2 separate regions of the Mus musculus genome follow, and region 2 is linked to region 1. Evidence: chromatin loops called from intact Hi-C (ENCODE). Cell type or tissue: heart. All regions are shown on one strand.

Region 1 (8,000 bases):
CCATAAAGCTAGAATTCCAAACAGGAACGCCCTGACTCTCAGCTTCCCTTGTAGCTAGGATACATTTACAAGGTAGCCTGTTCCATGACACAGGTGAGGAAAGGTGCTGTCAGCCATCGTGTGCTCCTGACCTCTTTTAGTTTCCTCTTTTCTTGCCTCCTGTGATGTCATACATAATCCCTAGATAGGCAGCAACGGTCTAGCAATGGGAGGTGAGATGACATGGGCAGTAATGGCAGAGTGGAAACATGGGATGATCTGGGGCCCTGTTGGCCTCACTAAACCCCAGTCTAGGTCTCTCTGCTCCCAAGTTTACAAGGAAGAGATAAACAATTCCCTCATCTGTTTATCCACTGATATCATAAAGGATTTGGGGCTAGCCACACTGTTGCTCGTGGATTTATGATGTCACTTTTGACTTTAAGCAGGAACTGTGCTCACTTTAGCTCCGGGTGACATTAGGGGTCCATTCTGGAAATGCCACTTTGACGATGTCAGTCCTTTGTAGGCATGCCATTGACTTGAGCAAGTACATCTGTCCCCAGAACAACAAAACCGGAAATGAAAGTGAACGTAAGCAGCACCTCCCGCAAAGTGTGATCATTAGGACATAACGTTTTTAAAGTTCTTGGGCTTTCTGTTTAGAAATTAACAGAAACAAAAGCTACTGTTTCAGGGGAAATAAGATCTCCTCCACCCACTGGCTTTCCGGAATGGATTAGAAAGATAAATCAGAGGGATTTGTTGGATGTTTTCCTTGTAAGAAATGTAAGACCATATGCCACTGGAAAGAGCAAAGTTTGAGAGCTGTGGAGGGAACGGCATGCCATGCCTGCCGGTGATAACACCACAGACTCATGGGAAATCATTACCTCCTAGGTTTTTAGGGAATCTTTTGCACATTCTTCAAATTCAGTTTTCAAACAAGAAATGATTCCCAAAAGAACTGCCATTGTTCACTGGTTCAATTCAGATTCAGCCCACTATAAACTGTTTGACATACCAGGCAACACACACACACACACCAGTCTCTCTAAAAATTAATTTTTTTCCCCAAAATGTGAAAGTCATTGTCTAACTATGTTAAACACTTGGACAATCCTGTGTCCTCAGTCACCACTCATATATAGCCCTGAAAACTCCCTGGAAAATTCCCTTAGAAAATGTGCCAGGCAGGGTCTGGGACAGGGCTCAGTTGGTGAATGCTGGCCAAGGGTTCACAAGCCCCTGAGTTCAGTGCCCAACACCACATAACCCAAAAATGGTGGTACATGCTTGCAATCCCAGCACGTGGATCAGAAGGATCAGAAACTCAAAACCATCTTTGGCAAGAGAGTGAGTTTAAGGCCATCCTGGGACACACACACAAGAGTCAACCAGAACTGTGGGAAGGTAGGTTTACCAAAAAAAAAAAAAAAAAAGGGCAAGTGAAACAGATGTGACCACACCAAAAAAGACCCAGTGACAGTCCAAATATCAATTGAATAGTTTCAAATTTTTTTAATCACTTAGTGATTGTTAATGGGAATAGACAAATAATCTATCAATAAAAGAGGAATACAAATAATATATTGAACAAAAAGAGGTGTGTGTGTGTGTGTGTGATGCTCATTGGTTAAACAGATAACTTGCATCAACCACATTTATTCATCCCACAAACGTTTTTGGAACACTTAGTAGGTCTCGGAGTGTACGTAAGGCACAAGGGATACAAAGGTGACTAGAGAGACTTCCACCTGTAGGAGCCGTTTTCACTCATGTGTTTTCTGTTGAGGTTTGGTCCGTTGCTGTGTATTGCAATGCTAAATTAGACCCAAAGGTCTAGTTGCCTACAAGTGAATTCTCACATTTGCTAGCTTCCGTTGTGTAAACCTTGTTCCTTAATTTAAAACTATTGGTTAAATGAAAATGGTACAGCCAATTACTGGAGGGATTAGAGGTAGGTGGGTTTTGAGTTACCGGGTTGGGGGTTGCAGAGGGGGTGGGGAGAGGTGGGAGGAGCCACCATGATAGCAGATCGAACATGAACCCATGGCCAGGAGAAACAGCAAGTATCTGGGGTACACTAGGGAGAGGTAGCCAGGCCTGCAGTTAGAAGGGTAGATTAGGTTATAAATTTAAATGTGTTTTCCACCCTGGTATTCCTCGAACTGACCATGAGAGAGCTTAGAGAACTCTTACACAGCCGGATAAAGGGACAGTGATCAAACCCAGACCTGGCTGAAATCAAGAACACACTTTCAAAGTTTTTACAGGTCGGGAGCATGTGTGTGCTGGCTATGAGCCTGTGGAGGTAAACCATGAACCGGTTAAGGATGGGATTAGACACACAAGCACAGGTCTCCAATGGGGATGGGACAAGTTTAACAAGACCAATTACAGGCAGGACCTTGTTATAACCACGCCCCTTGTTGGAAATCAGGCATTCCCATTGGCCTGCCCTCGGGGACCTAGCAGCAGCATCTTAGGTCATCTCCTAGATGGCCAGATACACCAGGGGCAGTTCATAAAAAGTTCTGGTCACTCAAGATCGGGCTCTCTCTCTCTCTGTCTCTCTCGTTCATTCTTTTGCTTCTGTTTGTCTGCCTGTCTGTCTATTTCTCATGTCCCCACTCAGAGATGGCCTTTCGATTTCCTCCTCTCTCAATAAACATCTTGCCCTAGACCGATGTGCGACATAATTTCTAAGTGGCACACACCTTGGCCAAAGCGCCCCGACGTCGCCACTTTACCCTAACATCCTCTGGGCCGTTTTGTAATAGGGACTAGGTTCACACCAACTTCAGCTTATGGGAAGCCCTGTTTCCCTGAAGTTGAGCGTCCCACGGTGTGGTGGAACCATTCCTTGGCAGCTAACCACAGGAGAGACCCAGAAAAGGTGCTGCTCTCCATTCATTTCGTCAGCTTACAGTTCCGGTTTACAGACTGTCATGTAGAGAAGTTGAGGCAACAGGAATTTAGAGGAGACATCACATCCACAGGCAAGAGTAGGAAGAAACGAATGCATGAGCGCTTGCTTGTTGGCTTGCTCCCAGCAGCAGAGCTTTGTCCTGTCTTGTAATGCCTACTTCCGCTCACAGTGGGCCGGGTCTTCCTACATCAGTTAACACGGGCGATCTCCAACAGACCTGCCCACAGGCCAATCCAATCTAAATAATCCCAAATAAGACTCTTTCCGGGTGATGCTATGCTGTGTGTAGTTGACAGTTAAAACGAACCAACCCTCAGAGCAGGGCAGAAATGTTGGTACTGACATTTACACATAGCCTAGGGAAGAAAATCTGGTTAGCACAGTTAATTCCCAGACATGTAACCCCAGGTAGCCTGCAGGGGAGGATTGTAGGATTTCGAAGATTTGAGTCCAAATCCTAGGACAAGTATATACTAGACTACATCAGTGGGAGAACAGTTTAACAGCTTTACGCCTGGTTCCCCCAGGAAGAACAGGAGGGTATCACCAAGTTCACATGGTGACTATGGAAACCAAGCATGAGAACAGGAAGAGCCAGTTAGGAAGAGAACATTTTTTAAAAGTCTACCTACAGGGCAAGGGTGAGATTCACATCCGCAGCTTGTGTTTTGTTGAGTATGTTAATGCCACCGCAGAAAACTACACTGCTGTCTGTTTTTAATCAACATTTACAGCTCTGCAATTAAGTTGCTACACTTAACAGTAAGTTACGATAGACTCTGACTATTATAATTAAAATAATTTGCAATATTACCCTAGTCACGAAAGTAAAGCTTGAGGCTGGGAGAGGGAGCTGGGAGAGAGGGGCGTTACCAAGACTATGACCCCCACTCCATGTTTTCTTAATTCTCCCCCATGGTCCAACTGTTTCAACTTTGGCCCGGCCTACAAAGGTGCCCCAACAGCTAAAAAGTTGCAAACCCCAGCTAGACTTAAGTTGCAAACCCCGTATTTATTAACACTTAATTGTTAATGTGCGGTAATGTCGACCATGTCCTTCCCGGTGTGCAGGCAGATCCAACGAATGGCAAGCTAAAGAAAATTTTAAATTTTAAAGAAGCCCAAGGATGACGGCCCGCCTCCGAAAGGCCAGGGGCGCCCTCTATGGACCACAGAACGCAAGTGCTGCCGAGAGCTAGATCCAGAAAGGAAGATTCCAAGATTTAAAGGGAAAGGAAGAAAAGGTATTCTGGTTTGTGCGATTACCCAATGGTTCCAAATACGCAAATGCTCATTTATTAAGGCTGGGGAAGATGTGAGGGCAACAAAAACCACAGTTGTCCCCTTTCCCCCAATTCCCTGCTCTCCCCAAGTTTCCAGTTTGCTCTGTATTTTAACAGATGGATTCTGTGCGTTCACAAATAACTAACTACACAGCAGGCAGGCCTGTTCCCTTCTCGCTTTCATCTTTATAGTTTTAAACACCTACCCCCGTGTTTTCTAATTAAAACAAAAGCTCCTGACGGCTGAAGTTTAGTTACAACGGAGAAATTCCATAAGTAAACAGAGGTCCTTTCCCCAATCAACCTCCGGGAGCAACTCTGGAAATGTTTGTGCCCAGGTTTCTTATTCACACCCCTTGAGGTTGGCAGAGTAGTCGTGGTACCCAAAGATCTCCTCCTAAGTCCCCAGAGCCAAGAAAGGTGAGAACTCTGGAGCTGGAAGTAAAAGAAACCTGATAGTGTCCAAAGTCGCCCGAGGGACACAGCCCTGGATTTTAGCCCCAGGAGACCCAATCTGGAATCCTGACCTCCAATACCATCTTACCAATAGCATCATTCCTGCTGCTTTAAGCCAAAGGTGTGTGGTCATTCCTCACAGCAAACAGAGGGAAAGGATGCAGCCCACATCCATGTCCGTCCCATAGACAAGGGATAGTAGGCCACTGTGACTTACATGTCGAGAGGGTGGGTTGGGGACATGGAGTGGCTTCTAGTGATGGCATTTTAGGGACATGAATTGCCATCCTGCAATCCCACTACACCCCCTAATTTTACAATAATGTTTTCTATGCTCATACAAATGAGTGATATGGGTCATCTGCCTGCTAGGCTCCGAAACACAAACTGAAGCCAAAGGGGTCCAACCTGCTTGCAAAGACAGAAATGAAGAGAGACACACCAGAGAGCTGGGGCCGCCTGGGTCATAGGAAAGTTTCCCAGGGCTTCTAAAGATGAAAGGGTCTCACTGACCACATCTACCCACAAACTCAGATGGACTGCTGAAGGCCAGCAGAGAGGCCGTGATGGTGTTAAGACTCTGACCCTGGCATCTGCACTTCTAACTTCCATTCAGCTGTGTATGCCAGGAGCTATAACACTCTGTGGCCTCTGGATTCCTTTCTACCTTTAAACTTGCAAGGTTCCCATAAAAGTTATACTTGAACGGGATGTCTGTCATCTATCTTTCCCTACTATAGTAGGAATTATGGTAATTTAAAATTAATTTGTTTATAATGGGGGGTGGAGCTCAGGAGCAGTGTGTCTAGCATGTATAAGGCCCTGTGAAAAGTTTGGTTGTGTGTATGCATGCGTATGTGCGCCCACATATGTATGCGTGTGTGTATATGCATGGATGCTGTGTACTCTCACATGTGCCCTGCATGTGCACATATGAATGCACACTTGCACACGGAGGCCAGAGATGGTCTTTGGAAGTCCGTTCTCATGTTCTACCTTATTGGGGCGGAGTCTCTCTTGCTTCTGTTGCTGTACTGTGCATCCCCACGCACCTGATTCACAACTGTGCGTAATTTGCAGTGATTCTCCCATCTCCACCTCCCATCTTGCTCCAGGAGCCATTGCAGATGTATTGCAGATGCATGCCACCATGTCGGATCCCTGTGTAATACTTTGTGTAGTCGCTATTTGAATTCACCATGTCTCATCGTGTGACATTTTAAAGGCACATCTTCATTCATATTGCTATCAAAACCACGTTCATTCCTATCACCATGGCCATAAAAAAGGTTTCTAATACAGAGAAGTATTTCAAGCCTACCAGGGGAGAGACAGCTTAGCTGCATTCAAGTTTTAACTTATGAAACTCAAGTTGCAGGCTGGAGAGATGGCTCAGGGGTTAAGAGCACTGACTGCTCCTCCAAAGGTCCTGAGTTCAAATCCCAGCAACCACATGGTGGCTCACAACCATCTGTAATGAGATCTGATGCCCTCTTCTGGTGCTGTCTGAAGACAGCTACAGTGTAGTTACATATAATAATAAATGAAATCTTTAGGCCAGAGAGAGCAGGGTCGACTGGAATGAGCCAGACTGACTGGAGTGAGCAACCTTCATTCCCAGAAACCACCGATGGCTCACAACCATCAGTACAGCTACAGTGTACCCATAAACATAAAATAAATAAATAAAGTCTTTTTTTAAAAATTGAAATTCCTCACTAGATTTTGTTTGTTTTTGTTTTTTTTTTTTTTTTTTTGTTTTGTTTTGCTTTGTTTTTTGTTTTTTGAGACAAGGTTTCTCTGTATAGCCCAGGCTGTCCTGGAACTCACTTTGTAGACCAGGCTGGCTTTGAACTCAGAAATCCTCCTGCCTCTGCCTCCCGAGTGCTGGGACTAAAGGTGTGCGCCACCACCTCCCGGCCTCTTTGATTTTTTTTTTTTTTTAAAGAAAGAAATTCAAGTTGCATCACTGACAAGAAATTTGTGCAGTTACTTAACGAGAGATATCAGGCTCAGTTTGCTCATTTCTGGAGGGAAAAAAATTGTGAGAGTTATCCAAGTAGGCAACTATAGTTTGTCTGTAGATTTTTTTTTTTTAGAGTAAATACCGCATTCTTCTTATAAAGCAAGTCATTCGAGTGCTGACTGGGAGTCCCGCAGGTGCTTATCCCTGGGGTTAAACTCTTAGTATTTTCAGGCTCCAAGCGGTGGACCCTGTCAGATACCATTTATTACCCAGTAAGCTTTTGTTCACTCATGTGAACATCAACCCAGGAAAGAGGCTGGGACTGAACTCATATCACTTTGAGAATGACTTTGGCCTTGCAGATTCATTAAAAAGCTCTTTAGCTTTAAAGAAGAAAATAGAGATGATCCCTAGCCCTCCCTGAGTGTCTACTGTAAACGCATAGATGGTTTCAGGCCTTCAGACTGGGAGCACCCCTGTTCTTTAATGTTTGCCTAGTAGCCTATGGCAGGAATGGGTGCGGTGGGGGAGGGGCATCACCTGCTTACTTTGCTCTGTTTTAATCTGTCCTGAGTTGCAGGGATCTTCCAGGTGTGCTGGAAGAAGAATAACACCTCTAGCGCTGCAACAGTGTGCTAACTGTCAGCGTAGCTCTGGGTAATTTGCCTTACCAGAAATGCTGGACCCAAAAGAGGAGGAATGGGGCTGACAGTAGCCACTTGCAGGAAGCATGAGTTACGTCTGCCCGTGGCTTTGCCCCACTAGACGCAAATCCAAGCAGCTGCTGCAACTGGGAATGGCAAGACAGACAGACAGGAAGGCTCCTCAAGGAGCCCATGGAATAAATTACATGCTGCTTCGTGATTTCTTCCCTGACACAGGAGCCTTCTGCAGGCTGCTATGTCCACTTCTTCCCTTCCCTAATTGAACTTAAGTACAGTAAATAGGCACTTGGAAATGCGCTTGTCTCCTCTGTCCGTTTCCAGTCTGGTCATCATTTCACTGCAGATCCCACGTCAACACAGTAGAGAGAAGTGCCAACAAGCCGCCCAGTTCCAACATTCCACAGTGCAGTGATTTGCAGAGCAGAGAGCCAAAGAAAGTGCAGCTGACAATGCTGTCGAGCCCATGAGGAGCACGACAAGCCCTGCCTTCCCACGTTCACAAGCAGAACCCATCCTAAGGTGACCATGGACACGGGAAGAAAGGAGGCTGGAACCACCACAAAGCTCACTTTCCAAGGCCCCCACTCTCAGATCGCTTTCTGTAACAAGAACCCTTTCACTGGAAAGAGTGGAACACTTGAGCTTAGAAAGAACGAAGCCTTTGGATTGTAGGTGGGGAAGCTGGGAGGCTAGAAGAGATTTATTCTGTCAGACATTGT
Region 2 (8,000 bases), 72 kb before region 1:
CTTGCACATGCCTATAATCCCAGAACTCAGTAGCCTGATGCCAGCCTGGGCTAGATGACCATTTCCAGGTCAGCCTGGGCTATTCTATCTCATTAAAACTAAAAACAAATAAACAGTAAAAAATCCAGCAACAAAGAAAGCTCTGAAACCACTTTATGCAAATGAGCCAAACCTATCTTTGGATTGAAAACTAAATTTGTTTTCCTTTCATTAGGATTTGACCTCAGATAGGGACTCCATGGGAAGACCAACAGGGCCAACTAACTTGGACTGACTCTCAAGCCCCTTGGGGGCTTCCAGAGACTGAACCACCAACCAAAGAGCAAGCATGGGCTGGACCTAAGCCCCCTGCCTATATGTAGCAGATGTGCAGCTTGGTTTTCATGCAGGTCCCCCAACAACTGGAGCTGGGGACTATCCCTAAATCTGCTGCTCACCTGTGGATCCTGTTCTCCTAACTGGGCTGCTTTGTCTGGCTTCAGTGGGACAAGATGCACCTAGTCCTGACGTGACTTGATGTGCCAGGATCAGGTGATACTCAAAGGGGAATCCCCCTTCTCAGAGGAGAAGGGACAGGAGGAATAAGGGGAAGAGTTGTGAGAGGGGTGATGGGAAAGGGGGTCTGATAAGAGAATGTAAAGTGAATAAATAAATTAATGAAAAAAAAAGAAAAGAATTTGACCTCAGTTCTCTCCTAACATAATAGGAGGGGGTGTTTGTTTTATAAAAGGAAACCTGAACTCATCCAACAGAAAAGAAGGCATTTTATTGCCTCAGTTTCTACTCTGCCAATAGCTATTGTTCTGATAATTTCTCTCATTTTCCAAAGCAAGCAGTACAAAGATGACCGTTCCCGTACCTGATTCTGTAACAAATGAGACTGAAGGACTGACAGGCCCATAGCCATGAGGGTTTTTGGCTTGAACTTTGAAGTAATACCTGAAATAAAAAGAAAACATCTTTTAAAAGAGAAGTTGACTTGACCTCTGGGTACGGAGACAGATTCTTACAAGCATGCTTCTGTAGTAGGTTTGGAGTCGTGTTTATCTGTCTTTAGACACACCGACACGCATGGACAGAGATAGATAGATGGTAGCTAGGTAGATAGATAGATAGATAGATAGATAGATAGATAGATAGATAGATAGAGATAGTAGAGAGATCGAGAGGCAGAGTGAGACACAGGGAGAGATGTTTATCCTCATGTTTTTTTCCTGAACGTTCTCATTTTTGATAATTTCTTGAATGGTATAATTAATACAGCACAGGCACATGGCTGATGGACTGGAACAGAACACTAGGCTGATGGTTGCTAGGCTGATGGTTGCTAGGCTGATGGTTGCTAGGCTGATGGTTGCTCAGAGTGCTTTTCCTGGAGCATCCAGGCAAACACTGGGTGACTCTCCCAGTCCATCCTTCAAAAACCTGCTTAAGACTCGGAGGCTCCAAGAGAGAGGAGCTGGGGCTAGAAAACACAGAGTAGAACTCAAACATTAACTTAATCAACATCTCCACCTCTGTGGTAGATTCAACACAAATATGGCTTGTGACTGGCAGGAGAGGGTGGTTAGAGAGTGGCCTCTTCAGTACAACTCACATGACAGTCATGTCCAGAGCTTTGACCTCTCCAGGAAAGAGAAGCAAGTCCAGGAAGAGGAAGTGGGGAACAACCTGAGGGAGGAAGTGGGGGGGGGGCAGCCTGAGGTAGGAAGTGGGGGGGACAACCTGAGGGAGGAAGTGGGGGACAACCTGAGGACAGAGGCTTTGCTGCAGGGCCAAACTTTGTCTAGGAACACAGAGTGTTCTGGAAAGCATGACGTTTTAGTCAACTCGTTCACTGAGAAAAAATTGGAGTCTACAAGTATTTTTTACTTTGCTAATATTGATGCTCAAAGAAGAACTCAGGGCCAGTACTTGGCACCACTGCTGTTAACTCTTGTGACCTCCTCATCCCAAGGTTCCACAAGGTTCTTCTAGGACTCATGAATGGTGACTCTTTGAACCTAGGAAATAGTGTTTTCCTCTAGCTCTTGACTAGAAGAAATGTCTCACTTAACTATTTCAAAATCCTTTATCTGGTTAAGCTAGGTACAGATGCAAGTACTGACTAAACAACAAAGGAGTTTTAAGGAGGGCCTGTTTACATTCAGAGGTAACCACAAGCCATAGGTGATGACATCGCCACCTCTGGTCTCATAGCACGCAGACATTCTCCTGTGCTTTCAGTCACCGTTAAGAGGCAAACCACTCGATAAAATCTTAAATCATCCAAATATTATGACTATTGATTTTTTCCCATTTCAATTCTTTTTTTAAAAAAAGATACACACAATTAAGAACGTGTTTCCAAACCTCAGTTGACCCAGAAGTACATGTTTCTTGCTTATTCACACTCTTAGTGGCTGTGGAGTGGTTTATGGCAAAACCCCATGTGGGCAGTTCCAACAGTGGGGGGAGGGGGCTGCACAAATCAACAACTCTAGTTGAATTTTGCCAACACTTTTTTTTTTGTCTTTAAAGAGAAGCCATTCAAAAATTAGGAGTGAGACCTATGTCCAGAAGCCACGTGGAACCCTCCTGCTGCACAGTCCTCACACCCCTGATGGAGTGTGATCCATTTAAGACTCAGCTTTTTACTGTAAAGTCGGATTTTAAAATATGCAGACTCTAAGGAGTGACAACGGCAGGACCCTTGTTTAGTGACTAAGGTAGAATACACTTGTTTTAGTTTAAAAACAAAAAACAGGATCTGACATAAACCACCAAGTTTTAGACTCTGGCTCTTCCCTTGAATGAATTGCTTTCTTAACTTTCCTGAAAGACAGCCTGCCCCTCCCCCCTCTTCCTGGAGCAATTTTGCATTATCTCACCTTGCCTACCTGTTCTCTGGGTTACTGAGCCATATTCCTTCAACCTAATTTTCTCCTAGTCTTGACTGACTGGCCTTAGGCTCAGAAGATCAAGAATTCCTCCATTACATACTATCCCTAAACTCCCTAATGACACTGGCTATGGGAGTCCATATCTGTTTTTCCTTTTTAACATCTGTCTCTCCTGCCATGCAACAAGCCCCATGAGGACAGTGTTGTACACTTCAAGGGGGCTGCACTGCATCTAGCTCACCTCTGTGCCCTAAACCCTGGCTCAAAATAAAGAGAAAGAACTGCTTGAATGAAGTTTAGACCCAGAACCATGGTTAGAACAAGTACACCTCTACCTTACACCACCATCACCTGACAGTCAAAATGGCAGAAATCCAATATGGCAGCCAACTCTGTGGAAAGAACATTGGGCAGGAAGAGGTCAAGAGACTAAGATTCAACTCTTGTTGTTGGTTGTTATGTGGTGAATGCACTGGAGGGTATCTTCCAGCTTTCTAATCTGTATGGTGGATGTGCTATAGAAGATATTATGACACATAGTAAAAAAGAAGGCTGGCCCTGTTCCATCTGAGTCTGTTGCTTTTATTTCCTCTGGTCAACTTTTACCACTAGGAGAAAGGAATGAAGCACTTTCTCTATTCCTGACTCATTGCTTCTTTCCATCTGCCAAGTCCTGCGATTCATAACAGCTTATGAAAGCTTGATTCCAAGGAGCCTAAATGTCACATTAGAACGTTACAGGGAATGCTCCCAGCTTTGGGGAAGTCTCCTGGTAGCCTGGTTCTGGCCAGATCCTGTCCTCTCTAGCAGATATCTGTTTACTGAGTGATTTATTCCAGACTTTTCTGTACTCCACTGCCTGTGGAAGCCACTTTGAGCTCTTCACTGCAAACCCACTGGCTCTATACAACAGTGTGGTGCTAGGTGTGGACATCCTGCCAGTCACGACCTATTCAGGATCTGTGAAGCTATGTAGGATGATAGGATCCTGTGAACCCACTGCCATTGTGAAATTGGCTATGATGTGAGTCCCTGAACCACAGGCATTGAAAATGCTATAAACCAGGGGTTTTCCCAGCCGACACCCAGCTGCCCAGATGGTCAGTTTACCAGCACACCACTGCCTGGCTAAGGCATGCCCAGCTCCTTACACATGTTCATTGACCAGGTCACTTTCTGAGAGTTGAGCCTCCCAAAACAGACAGCACAACAGAAGAGTAGACAGACACTCTCATGTGGACAAGTTTGGCCACTTTCTAAGCGAGTGCCATAAACCTTGGCTGACAAAACAGTGCCTTCTCATCAGCAGCCATTCCTCTTGTTGTGTCTTGTAGCCTTCACTAATGCATGCAACACATCTTTCCAGAATGTTCTGAACATCTACATCACAAAGCTTCCGTGTCAGTGAACATGGTTGGCAAATACTGTCCCGATGTCACATAGCAAGGTTGTACTACCTAAATGTTACATTAGTGAAACTGAATCAGTTCTCTTCTAACACATAGAACAGCCTTTCTGCCCTTAATGTAATGCCTAAGAGAACGAGAAATGGGCACAATTGTTAAGCAACAACCATAATACACACAGTCTTAAGCAATAGGCGTGGCACGTGGTGAGCCTTCATTGGTATCCCATGAGCTAAACCAGGAATTCAAGAAAATGGTGCTGATTGACTAATCCTTGTTTCCAACCAAAGGATACTATGATGAAGTTCACAGGTCCAGCCTTTTGTCTGTATGCAACCACCATGCCATACCTTGTGTTTGGCTTCAAGTTCTCAATGGGCAGATGGGTCACTGACGAGGTCTGAGTTGACCATTTATTCCGGATGAAGTCCTCATAAGAGGCGCTGTAGACCAGGTATCCTGGAAACAGGAGAAGGGAGGAGCCTGGTGAGCACCAAGGAACCTGCTCTAGTTTGCTTTTTCTGTTGCTTCAATAAACACCATGAACAAAAGCAACATGGGAGAGGAAAGGGTTTATTTCATCTTACACTTCCAGGTCAAAGTACATCATCAAGGGAAATCAGGAAAGAAACTCAAGCAGGAACTAGAAGTAGAACTGTAGAAGAATGTGCTTCCTGGCTTGCTTCCTCTGGCTTGCTCAGCTACCTTTCTTATACAGCCCACACCCGCCTACCTAGGATTTGTACCACCCACGGTGGCTCTCCCACATTAGTAATTAAGAAAGCCCGACGGTTATGTCTATGGGCCAATCAGATAGAAGCAATGTCCCAGTTGGCTCCCTCAGATAATTCTGGGCAGTGTCCAGTTGACAGCTGAAGCTAACTAAGAGGGAGCCAAATCACACAGAGGTGTGATAGGGAAGGGCCGAAGCATGTGTACGTCTGTGTGATGTATGGCTCCATGAAAACCTCAAGGAGAGCAAGTTTCACTGTGATTCAGGGCAGTTCACTTCAGTAATGTCTGACAAATTCCAGTGGGGACAGCAAACTCAAGTGCGTTCTGCTGTCTGGCTGGTTTCCTACTTCTCTTTCTACTCTACCAGTTTCATTCCCTATTGTCACTCACCTCATAGGGCTAATTACATCTAGTCTTGACTGCACATAGAAGAAAGAAGTGAAAGAAAAAAGCAGTGCCCTGTACTTAGTATTTAACTAAGCCGGACTCAGATAAGTGTTGTTTTCCCTATCATATGTGGACTATAGATAGATGATAGATAGATGATAGATAGATAGATAGATAGATAGATAGATAGATAGATAGATGATAGACAGACAGATGATAGATAACAGATCATAGATAGATGATAGACAGATAAATAGATGCTGATAGGTAATAGATGATAGATAGATAATAGATGATAGGTAGATAAATGATTGATAGAAAGATAGTAGATGATAGATACATAGATAGATGCTGATAGATAATAGATGATAGATAATTGACAGATAGATAGATAATAGATGATAGGTAGATAAATGATTGATAGAAAGATAGTAGATGATAGATACATAGATAGATGCTGATAGATAATAGATGATAGATAATTGACAGATAGATAATAGATGATAGATTGATAATAGATGATAGATTGATAATAGGTAGATGATAGGTAGACAGACAGATAGAAGATGATTGATAGATAGATAGATAGATAGATAGATAGATAGATAGATAGATAGATGATAGACCATTTGGAGAAGGGGAGATGAAAGGAAAGAAAGGAGGAGGTGAATATGGCCAAAGTACATGATACACTGGAATGAAAGTATGATTCTAAAAACCATCACTTTATACAATGAATGCATAAATATGAATTTAAAAGACAGACAATACCCAAGATTCTTGGTAGAGATGTACAGTTGTCCTTTATATGAGATGAAGAATAACGACAGTGACTGCCAGGCATGTGGTGTGACTGAAAGACTCCCTGTGATCCTATTTGCCTTTAAAGCTTGCCAATTATGGTGCTGGGGTGATGGCTCAGCAGGCAAAGACTCAAGTGTGAGAACATGCCTTCCTAGAACCCCATTGCTGGGTCAAGGTGGGGCCATAGACAAGAAGACTGATGGAATTTCTGGCCACCAACCTAGCTCCATGTCCAGTTCCAGTCTCTGGGACTAAGGTGGAGGGCGGCAAAGCAGACATTTGCTGTCCTCCTCTGGTCTCCCTGCACCTATACACATGTACACAAACACCACACACACACAAACACACACACACAGAGAGACAGACAGACAGACAGACAGACAGACAGACAGACAGAGGCAGAGAAAGACAGACAGAGAGACAGAGAGACAGAGACAGACAGAGAGACAGAGAGAAGGGGTGGAAGTAGGGAAGGCCATTCATAACGCCACATTCAATCAAAAAGAAACTTCTCAGTGGTTTGTTATAGACCTCCTTCCTCCACTGATCTCTGTGCTTTCTGTTAGAAATGTGCTATGCTTTGCAGAGATTGGCCTCACTCAGCACACACCATGAAAGAAGCAACTGTCAGTTACATCGAAGGCTCAGACCCACTCACCCACACTGACTCTGTGCCCCTTAACCCTTCAGCCACCACTGGCAGGATGCATGGGGACTGTATCTCCCAGTTCCTTACCCTGGGTCTAGGCCCACCATGTAAGCTTCATATGAGAAGCTAAGAGAAGCCCCTAGAACATTCCTGAACATATTTTCTCTCCTTAAAAGACAATGTTGGGGTCCTACAGCAGAAGCACTAGAAGGTCAGAGTTACACAAGTGACTCCTGTAGTGGGTAATGTTGATCTCTAACCTCCAACTACCCCCACCGTCCAGGAACACATTCACACAGCTCACAGGACTGGGAGAAGCCATGTACAAAGGAGCTGTTCATGAAAAGACCTGCAGATTCTCTTTCTGTAAGAACTCACCTCAATAGACTCATTCTCAAGTGTCATCTAGGCAGAGTAACAGAAACAAGCATCTCATAGGCCAAAGCCCAGAGGCGGGGCTTAAGACCCTTAGGGTATCCTCCATTCTACCCAATGCCCATATAAGGAATTGGGAAACACACAGGCTGCTATGGGAGTGGCCAGCAGGCATGGAAGGAGGATATTCATAGTAGTGATTCAGTAGAGCCTTTTTACCATCCCCACCTATAGGACCTCTGACAAGTGGTTGCCTGGCTGTTTATTTGCAGAAAGACAAATATTGGACATTTGTGGTACTTATATTTTTCATATGAGAAAACAAATCCTAACAAGATGATGTATGTATGACTCAAGGTCACATAAGTCAATCTAGGATTATAATTCAGGACTCTGGCTTTCATCCAATGTTCTCTTAACTACCCACAATGCTACTGCAGTTACCCACATTCCCAAGCCGCTGAAAAAGATGTCTGCCTTCCCCATCTTACCTGTCCATCTGTTCATCCACCCATCCATCATCTATCCTCTCTTTTACAGACCAGTTGGAACTCTGAGCATCTACCTAGGACACACCTGTTACCACATCTCCAGGGATGGCTTTGTTCCAGTCCACAATGACAAAGGAGTGGCAGCCTTCCATGGCGACCACAGTAATGTTCCGGGGAGCGTGCTGAGGAGGCAGATCACTCTTTGTCAGGTCGTTTGGAATGAGTTCATCCAGGCTTTCCACTTGGAAATGGTCCAGCGCATCAGTCAGGG

Evidence for each region. A loop is a pair of places that touch in the nucleus more often than their neighbours do. Peaks named below come from ENCODE experiments on the same cell type or tissue, not always from the same donor. Only the 100,000 strongest peaks of a DNase experiment are listed, where the experiment ranks them.
Region 2: a loop joins it to region 1, with 2.2 times the contacts of the local background. A loop is called at or near these places in 1 of 42 quality-filtered maps.

The regions. Positions count from the first base shown.
Region 1 is chr17:7,817,935-7,825,934 of GRCm38, forward strand. All of the region lies in intron 1 of Fndc1 (fibronectin type III domain containing 1), which reads right to left. Among named protein-coding and RNA genes, the nearest start is that of Fndc1, 5.4 kb to the right of the region's middle. In heart, a CTCF peak has its summit at 4,079; a DNase peak (open chromatin) is centred at 7,677; H3K27me3 peaks cover 2,981 bases.
Region 2 is chr17:7,745,706-7,753,705 of GRCm38, forward strand. Fndc1 (fibronectin type III domain containing 1) reads right to left here. Exons shown (of 21, transcript NM_001081416.2): 15 at 7,815-8,000; 16 at 4,639-4,747; 17 at 860-939. Among named protein-coding and RNA genes, the nearest start is that of Gm52281, 53 kb to the right of the region's middle. In heart, no CTCF peak of the experiment used is centred here; a DNase peak (open chromatin) is centred at 3,676.